2 separate regions of the Homo sapiens genome follow, and region 2 is linked to region 1. A link is an interaction called in ENCODE POLR2A ChIA-PET data of the cell type or tissue named here. Cell type or tissue: GM12878. All regions are shown on one strand.

Region 1 (5,000 bases):
CTGGAGTGCAGTGGCGCGATCTCAGCTCACTGCAACCTCCGCCTCCTGAGTTCAAGCGATTCTTCTGCTTCAGCCTCCCAAGTAGCTGGGACTACAGGCAGGTGCCACCACACCCAGCTAATTTTTGTATTTCTAGTAGAGATGGGGTTTCATTATGTTGGCCAGGCTGGTCTCAAACTCGTGACCTCAGGTGATCTGCCCGCCTCCGCCTCCCAAAGTGCTGGGATTATAGGCATGAGCCACTGTGCCTGGCCTCCAAAGACAGTTTAAAGCCTGAAAGCCAAGCTACAAGTCCTGGGTAAATCCACGGACTGGATTGAGAACCTCTCTTCCAGTTCGGCAAGGTTTCCTCTGATTGATCCCCACCCTTCACCTGTTTTACATGTATTTACTCTTCCCTGATTGGTTTTTTACACTGTCATGCCCACCTTTGAGTGACGCCTTTGTTTTAGCCTTTTTGTTATATGCACAAACCAATCAGCATACATTCCCCATTCTGAACCCATAAAAGCCCTGCCACACTGAGAGGGAGACTACCTGTCTTCAAGTGGGAGAGTACCCTCATGTGGGTGCTCTTATGAGCCTCATTTTAGCAGTAAGAAAAAGGAGTCTCAGAGAGATGAAGTTATTTGCCCAAGGTCACACAGTGGTAGGACTAGGGTTTGAATCAAAGTAGACTGAGTTCATAGCATTTTTGTAATAACCAAATTTCTCCAGAGTGTCTGAATGTTCCTGACTCCTAAATCAAAAAACAAAACAAAACAAAACACTGGAAAATGCATTCTGATTATGTTCACCTGATTTCCTAATCTAGAGTACTGGACATTTAATTGTTTGGTAAAATCTTTGACTTTGAATGCTTTGCCAAAAACAATGGAGCGTTTGTTTTATTATCTCTAGACTGAAAGTGGTTATGTTTTCACCCTGGTAAGTGATTTGCTTACATTATAGTAGATAGTATTGCTGCAAGGTACAACCATATTTTTTGTGTGTGTCTGTGTCTCTCTGTGTGTGTATGTGTGTATTTTCAGTCCATTGAAATGAAATGTGTGGGAATTAGGTTCCACTTTTTTTTTATTTTCATTTTTTTGAGACAGAGTCTTGCTCTGTCGCCAGGCTGGAGTGCAGTGGCGTGATCTCGGCTCACTGCAACCTCCGCCTCCAGGGTTCAAGCGATTCTCCTGCCTCAGCCTCCCGAGTAGCTGGGACTACAGGTGTGCGTCACCACGCCCAGCTAATTTTTGTATTTTTAGTAGACATGGGGTTTCACTATGTTGGCCAAGATGATCTTGATCTCTTGACCTCATGATCTGTCCACCTCGGCCTCCCAAAGTGCTCACATTACAGGCGTGAGCCACCACGTTGGGCTAGGGCCCACTTTTTAATTGCTTATGTCCTTGTGACTTCTTGCCTCTGAATCCTTGAATTATTTGTTCTTATTTTTGGGCCCTAAAGAAACTAAGTCCCAGCTTTTTTTTTTTTTTGAGATGGAGTTTTGCTTTTGTTGCCTAGGCTGGAGTGCAATGGCACAATCTCGGCTCACTGCAACCTCTGCCTCCCTGGTACAAGCGATTCTTCTGTCTCAGTCTCCCAAGCAGCTCGGATTACATGCATGCGCCACCACGCTCAGCTAATTTTTTTTGTATTTAGTAGGGACAGGGTTTCACCATGTTAGGCTGGTTGAGAACTCCTGGCCTCAGGTGATCCACCTGCCTTGGCCTCCCAAAGTGCTGGGATTATAGGCATGTGCCACTGTGCCCGGCCCAGTCCCTGCTTTTTATTTATTTATTTATTTTTATTTTTTAATTTTTTTGAGACGGAGTCTCGCTCTGTCTCCCAGGCTGGAGTGCAGTGGCTCGATCTCTGCTCACTGCAAGCTCTGCCTCCCGGGTTCCCACCATTCTCCTGCCTCAGCCTCCCGAGTAGCTGGGACTACAGGCACCCGCCACCACGCCCGGCTAATTTTTTTGTATTTTTTTAATAGAGACGGGGTTTCACCGTGTTAGCCAGGATGGTCTCGATCTCCTGACCTCGTGATCCACCCGCCTCAGCCTCCCAAAGTGCTGGGATTACAGGCATGAGCCACAGCGCCCGGCCCCTGCTTTTTATTAAGAAAATTTTCTAACATAATGAAAAGTTGAGAGGACATTATACCTTCCACCTGTATTCACTAATTGTTAACCCATTTGTTTTATATACTTATTTAATTTAGCAATAATTTTATAATATCTAATATCCAGAGATATTCAGATGTTCTTGTTGTTCCAAAAATGTCCCTTATAGTATTTTTCCAGACAGGATCCACATTACTTTTTTATTTTTATGTCTCTTTAGTTGCTTTGATTCCATGATAATCTTTCTTCTTCCCGGGAGGCAGAGCTTGCAGTGAGCAGAGATCGAGCCACTGCACTCCAGCCTGGGAGACAGAGCGAGACTCCGTCTCAAAAAAATAAAAAAATTTTTCCCCTTCACAACATTATTTGTTTAATTTTTAAGAGTTCCGAACAGTTGTTTTTTAGAATGTCCCACATTCTGGTTTAGTCACATTGTTTTATCATGGTGAGTTTAACTTGTTTCTTGTATTCTCTTCTATTTCCCGTAAACTGGAAATGAGGTCTAGACTTCAGATTAAACATTTTTTTTGCAGAGTGTTTCAGTGGTAATGCCGTGTGTTTCATATTGCATCACATCGGGGGACACATAAAGCTAGGTCGTCCCACTGTTCCGTGTATCACTTGGATAAGGTAATGACTTCCATCTCTCACCATTATAAAGGTGTATTTTTCCTTGTGCAAGTAGTAGATAATCTGTGGGGATACTCTGGTACGTGTCAATATCCTATTATCCCCCCACATCATTTACCTAATGATTTAGCATCCATTGATAATCCCTGCCTGAATCAGTTATTACTCTGGAGATGGAAAAATGGTAATATTCTAGTTTTGTCATTCTGTTATATTAGGTGATGTTCTTCTGTACGAACAGCTTTCATTTTTATTATTATTATTTTTGATACAGAGTCTCCCTCTGTCGCCCAGGCTGGAGCACAGTGGTGCGATCTTGGCTCACTGCAAGCTCTGCCTCTCAGGTTCACGCCATTCTCCTGCCTCGGCCTCCCGAGAGCTGGGACTACAGGCGCCCGCCACCACGCCCGGCTAATTTTTTTTGTATTTTTTAGTAGAGACTGGGTTTCACCCTGTTAGCCAGGATGGTCTCGATCTCCTGGCCTCGTGATCTGCCCATCTCGGCCTCCCAAAGTGCTGGGATTACAGGCGCGGTGAGCCACCGCGCCCGGCCCATTTTTATTCTTTTAAAGTGCACTTAGGAATAAGATTATTGAGTGTGGTGGTGTAGTCAATTCCATTCATTATTATTAATTTTGTGCTAAAATTATCCCAAATTTGTCCAGTGGGATGCTGTTTAAACTAGCTCCTTTGTTCTTTTGACAATTCCTGTTAGTCCCTTAGCATTTTCTTGTTTTCTGGCACTACTAGAAACCCCAAACTTACTTTCTACTTTTCTTATCCCAGACCCTGGACGCAGCTGGTTCTCCAAGGCTTGGTTTCTTTAATTAGGAAAGGGTATTTAGAAATTGACCTCTGAGCTGGGCACGGTGGCTCACGCCTGTAATCCCAGCACTTTGGGAGGCCTAGGCAGGTGGATCAGAAGGTCAGGAGTTCCAGACAAGCCTGGTCAACATAGTGAAACCCTGTCTCTACGAAAAATACAAAAATTAGCCAGGCGTGGTGGCACGCACTTGTAGTCTCAGCTACTCAGGAGGCTGAGGCAGGAGAATTGTTTGAGCCTGGGAGGTGGAGGTTGCAGTGAGCCGAGATAGCGCCATTGCACTCCAGCCTGTGTGTGAGCCAAGATCACACCATTGCACTCCAGCCTGTGTGTGAGCCAAGATCACACCATTGCACTCCAGCCTGGGTGACAGAGTGAGACTCCGTCTCAGAAAAAAAAAAAAAAAAAAAAAAAAGGAAATTGACCTCTGAGGTTGAGGCTGCAGTTAGCTATGATCACACCACTGCTTGGGTGATAAGAATAAGACTCTATCTCTAAATAAAATAAATAAATAAATAAATAAAATAAAACATTGGTTTTTAAAAAAAGAAATTTAGCTCTGGGCACTGGGTGTGTTTATTGCTGCTAGGATGTCATTGTCTTAAACAACTTTTTAGTAGATGGGGGTAAGAAATCTATTTTTTGAAAAAATGTGAGTTCACTTTGATACTTCCAATTTATTTATTTATTTTTTTGAGATAGTCTTGGTCTGTCTCCCAGGCTGGAGTGCAGTGGTACGATCTCGGCTCACTGCAACCTCTGCCTCCCTAGTTCAAGCAATTCTCCTGCCTCAGCCTCCCAAGTAGCTGGGACTACAGGCGCATGCCACCATGCCTGGCTAATTTTGTATTTTTAGTAGAGATGGGGTTTCACCCTCTTGGCCAGGCTGGTCTCGAACTCCTGACCTCAAGTGATCCGCCTGCCTTGGCCTCTCACGGTGCTGGGATTACAGGCGTGAACCGCTGCGCCCGGCCTATAATATTAAATTTAAGTTGGAAATATCAGGCCTGGGTAACAGAGTAAGACACTGTCTCAAAAATAAATAAATAGGCCGGGCGCGGTGGCTCACGCCTGTAATCCCAGCACTTTGGGAGGCCGAGGCAGGTGGATCACGAGGTCAGGAGATCGAGACCATCCCGGCTAAAACGGTGAAACCCCGTCTCTACTAAAAATACAAAAAATTAGCCAGGCGTAGTGGCGGGTGCCTGTAGTCCCAGCTACTTGGGAGGCTGAGGCAGGAGAATGGCGTGAACCCGGGAGGCGGAGCTTGCAATGAGCCGAGATCCCGCCACTGCACTCCAGCCTGGGCGACAGAGCGAGACTCCGTCTCAAAAAAAAAAAAAAAAAATAAAATAAATAAATAAATAAATAGGCCATGCATAGTAGCTCAAGCCTGTATTCCCAGCACTTTGGGAGGCTAAGGTGGGCGGATC
Region 2 (5,000 bases), 98 kb after region 1:
TAAAGCTGTCCAGAGAGAGAGTTGACAGCAGACCAGCGACCAGCACTGCTTTCCAGGGAAAGAATATTGCAAGCAAGATAATAACAGCTGACATTTGAGTACTTCATGTGCTGGGCGCTGTTCCAAGTTCGTTACTTGTATTGTCTTATTTAGTTATCAGAACAAACCCTCTGAGGTGGGTGCTGTTATGCCTAATTTATGCAGTTATTCCACTGTGGTCTCAGAGTGTGGTTGATATGATTTCAATGATTTGAATTCACTGATACTTGGTTTATGGCCAAGCATGTGGTCAATTTTAGATTATTTGCCATTTGCAGATGGGTGGAATGTATAGTTTGTCATTGCTGGATTTAAGTCCAGTATTTCTTTGTTTTTTGCCTCGATGATCTTTCTAATGCTGTGTCAGAGGGGTGTTGAAGTCCCCCACTAAAATTATGTGACTAAGTCTTTCTTTAGGTCTGGAAGTACTTGTTTTAAGAATTTGGATGCTCTAATGTTGGCATATTAGGCATCTATAATGCCTAATTTATAGATTAGAAACTAAGGTGCAGATGAGATGGATTAATTTGAACCAATATTTACAGCTCTAGCAGGTGGTGGAGCCATGATTTGAATCTGTTGTGAAGCCCATACTCTCACTTTGAGGCTCTGCTGTCTTTTATGATTCCAGGGAAGAGTGCCTGTCCCAGGCCCTGGAGTGGGAGATAGGAGTGCCTCCCTGCAGGAGACTTCCTGTGCACCTGGCAGTCTGGGGATTTCTGCCTGTTGTCACCTTGTCTACTCCTGTTCCTCAGGGACTCACCTGCCTTAGCTCAGTCCTTGCTGGGCAATTCTCTGTGTCTTTTCTAGGGCCTGCAAGTTCTGCCACTGGAGTTTACAAATGACCACTATCTTTAGCCAGATAACCAGGTATGCCCTAGCATTGGGCAGTTTTCCTCTACATCTTGCCCTCTCTGTCTCAAGGATTTAGGACCTAGATTATGTTGCTGCTTCAGGCAGTTCTGCTGCTGACAAGATAAATTCTGTTAGCATTTCACTAAGCTGATGGGTATAATTACTTTAGTTGGAGGTCACTAAAACCTGAATTTACAAATAAAAACTGGATCAGGGAGCAGTCTGTGTGTGTGTTGTGGAGGAGTGTGGGTGAAGGTACAACAGATAATATCCCTCCTTTGCTGAGATCCTTCCAGTGGCTCCCTAAATCACTCATAGTAAAAGCCAACTTCCTCACAGGGCCCTTCATCATGTTCTGCTGCTAGCCTCCATCTGCTTCTTTCCCTTACTCAACCTAATTCTAATTTCAGTTCCATTGGAGCCATACAGATCTCCTTGCTATTTCTTTATTTCAAATTCCAGTTATTCATTGCTGGCATATAGAAAAGCAATAGATTGTTGTATATTAACTTTGTGTCTTGTAACCTTGCTGTAAGTGCTGTTCTGGCAGTCTTTGTTTTGATCAATTCTTTGGGATATTCTACATAGACAGATCATCTGCAAACAAAGATAGTGTTATTTCTTCCATTTCAATCTGTAGAGCTTTTATTTCCTTTTCTGGCTTATTCCACTCGCTAAGATTTCCAGTAAAATGTTGAATAGGAGTAGAGAGAGAGGCACCTTGCTTTGTTCCTGATCTTAAGGGGAAAGCATCCAATTTCTTACCATTAAGTATGAAGTTGGCTGCAAAGAAGTTCTTTATCCAGTTGAGGAAATTCCCTCCTATTCATAGTTTGCTGCCCCATCAGCTTTTTAGGTTGGTGCAAAAGTAATTGTGGTTTTTGCTGTGACTTTCAGTGGCAAAAACAGCAATTCTTTTGCACCAACTGAATAGAATGTAGCTCTGTGAGGGACAGGGGGTGTTATCTGTCTTTGTTCATTGCAATATCCCTCCTCCCTAGAATGTGCCTGGAACATAGTATATGCATGGTATCTGTTGCCTAAATGAATTGAAACCATGGCTAATAATACGGTGGTAGTCAAACTGTGTAAAAATGAGTTTTGTTTTTATGTTTGGGGAAGACCCTGTTCTCAGGATCAATGAAAAGTAAAAATGACTGATAGCTTTTTTGAAATTCAGAAGGCATCTGACCATGTTTTGCCAGTCTGCTGTCTTTGGGCCTTGGGTTTTTGGTTTTAAAAATGAGTGCTTTTACAAATTGGTCTAAGTTCTCTCCAGCTTTCATGTTTGTTGACTTTCTTTCTAGTTGCAGGGTATTTTAAAAGTTAAGGAGCTCAAATACCCTTAAGTCCTATGTTCTCTAGCCAGTAGATCAACTCTGCCTATAGATTCCAGGCTTGCCAGCCAGTAGGCACAGCCCACTCTTCCTTTCTGATGGTTACCAAGTGCTAATTTGGGAGAGGGGCCTGGGTTGCAGAGGAGACATGGTGCTGGAGAGTCAGACCAATTTGCTTTTAAATACCTATGTGATGTCAGGTGGGTGATTTCACCTCTCTGAGCTTCAGTTTCCCGGCCTGTAAAATGGGAATGATATACACACAAGTTGTTGTAAGGATTAAATGAGATATTTGTGGTTTCCTTGCACACAAGTGCTTAGTTAAAATGGAATCTGATTGTCTACCCTGCCTCACACCTGCTTTGTGGATATCTTGATTCCATATCAGAATCACTTGGAAAGTTTTAAAAATCCTGATATCCTTGAAAACATCATGCTAAATGAAAGAAACCAGACACAAAAGGTCACATATTGTATGGTTCCATATTTATGAGATATCCAGAGTAGATAAGCCCATGGAGTCAGATGCAGGTTGGTGGGGCTGAGGGGAAGGGCTTAGGGGAGGGGAAATGCTGCTTAATGGTAAAGGGTTTTACTTTGGAGTGATGGAAATGTTCTTAGAACTATATCAAAGTGGTCGTACAACATTGTGAATGTACTAAATGCAACTGAATTGGTTGTTTTTCTTTACAGCTGTATCGAGACTTAATTGTACAATGAACTACACATATTTAAATGGTATAATTGGTGAGATTTGACATATGTTTATACCCAACTATCACCACAATCAAGATAGTAAACATATTCCATTCCCTCCCAAACTTTCCTCATGCCCCTTTTTAGTTCCTCCTTCCCACCTCTCCCCTCCCCCTGAGCTCCAGGCAACCACTATTCTGCTTACTGTTACTTGTGGTGTGTTTTCTCTCTTTTTTCTTCCCCCCCGAGATGGAGTCGCTGTGTTGCCCAGGCTGGAGTGAAGTGGCACGATCTCAACTCACTACAACCTCTGCCTCCTGGGCTCAAGCGATTCTCCTGCCTCAGCCTCCCAAGTAGCTGGGATTACAGGCATGAGCCACCACACCCAGCTAATTTTTGTATTTTTAGTACAGATGGGGTTTTATCGTATTGGTCATGCTGGTCTTGAACTCCTGACCCCAGCTGATCTGCCTACCTTGGCCTCCCAAAGTGCTGGGAGTGAGCCAGCATGCCCAGATGGTTTGTTTTCATTTTGCAGACTATTGTAGAAATGGAATCCTGCAGTGCGCACTTGTTTTGTCTGGCTCCTTTCACCCAGCATACTTTGAGATTCACTTATGTTGCTGTTCGTACCTTTTTTTCTATTTTTATTTTTTGAGACGGAGTCTTGCACTGTCGCCCAGGCTGGAGTGCAGTGGCCAGACCTCAGCTCACTGCAAGCTCCGCCTCCTGGGTTCACGCCATTCTCCTGCCTCAGCCTCCCCAGTAGCTGGGACTACAGGCGCCCGCTACCACGCCCGGCTAATTTTTTCTGTATTTTTAGTAGAGACAGGGTTTTACCATGTTAGCCAGGATGGTCTCAATCTCCTGACCTCGTGATCCGCCCGCCTTGGCCTCCCAAAGTGCTGGGATTACCGGCATGAGCCACTGCGCCCGGCCTGCTGTTCCTACCTTTATTGCTGAAAAGTCTTCCATTGTGTGGATACATCATGAATTATTTGTACATTCACTTGATGGACATTTGGGCAGTTTTCAGTTTGGGGCGATTACAACTAAAACTGCTATGAGTCTTCATGTATAAGTCTCTATGTGGACGTAAGTGATGCTTTCTCTTGAATGAATATGTTGTAGTGGATGGCAAGGTCATAGGATATATGTACGTATAAACTCTTGTTGATATCTAAAAAGTAAGGCATGGTGAATTACTTGAAATCCTATAAATATATTTGGTAAGAGAAGAAGAAACGACTGGATTTTTTTGTTTGTTTGTTTTGGAGACAGATTCCCACTCTGTCACCCAGGCTGGAGTGCAATGGTGCGATCTGGGCTCACTGCAACCTCCGCCTCCCCGATTCGAGCAATTCTTCTGCCTCAGCCTCCCAAGTAGCTGGGATTACAGGCATCTGCCACCACGCCTGACTAATTTTTATATTTTTAGTAGAGACGGGGTTTTGCCATGTGGGCCAGGCTGATCTCAAGCTCCTGACCTCAGGTGATTCACCTGCCTTGGCCTCCCAAAGTGCTGGGATTACAGGCATGAGCCACCGTGCCCGGCTACGACTGAATTTTTCTTTCTTTCTTTTTTTTTTTTTTCTTTGAGATGGAGTCTCGCTCTGTCGCCAGGCTGGAGTGCAATGACATGATCTCGGCTCACTGCAGCCTCCGCCTCCCGTGTTCAAGCGATTCTCCTGCCTCAGCCTCCTGAGTAGCTGGGATTACAGGCACACACCACCAGACCCAGCTAATTTTTGTATTTTTAGAGAGACGGGGTTTCACCATGTTGGTCAGGCTGGTCTTGAACTCCTGACCTTGTGATCTGCCCGCCTGGGCCTCCCAAAGTGCTGGGATTACAGGCGTGAGCCACCGCACCCAGCAATGACTGGATTTTTCAATGGTGAAGCTATTAATTTTGAAAACTGATCTCAGTAGAGTGGTAGGTGGGAAGCTTTTTAGAATGTAATTAGGAAAAACTGTGAAGGGAGAAGTTTGGACAGGGAGGATTGACATCTTAAGGAGTTTTGTTGTAGAGTAGAGAGGATAAAGTTTTGGTATTTAGAAGGCATGAACTGTTCA

Evidence for each region. ChIA-PET counts read pairs that join two places held together with the same protein. Peaks named below come from ENCODE experiments on the same cell type or tissue, not always from the same donor. Only the 100,000 strongest peaks of a DNase experiment are listed, where the experiment ranks them.
Region 2: POLR2A ChIA-PET joins it to region 1 with 5 read pairs; 2 of 35 experiments call an interaction of 5 or more read pairs at or near these places.

What each region holds. Positions count from the first base shown.
Region 1 is chr20:35,809,976-35,814,975 of GRCh38, forward strand. All of the region lies in intron 2 of PHF20 (PHD finger protein 20), which reads left to right. Among named protein-coding and RNA genes, the nearest start is that of PHF20, 40 kb to the left of the region's middle. In GM12878, no CTCF peak of the experiment used is centred here; no DNase peak of the experiment used is centred here.
Region 2 is chr20:35,907,476-35,912,475 of GRCh38, forward strand. All of the region lies in intron 10 of PHF20 (PHD finger protein 20), which reads left to right. Among named protein-coding and RNA genes, the nearest start is that of SCAND1, 45 kb to the right of the region's middle. In GM12878, no CTCF peak of the experiment used is centred here; a DNase peak (open chromatin) is centred at 1,966.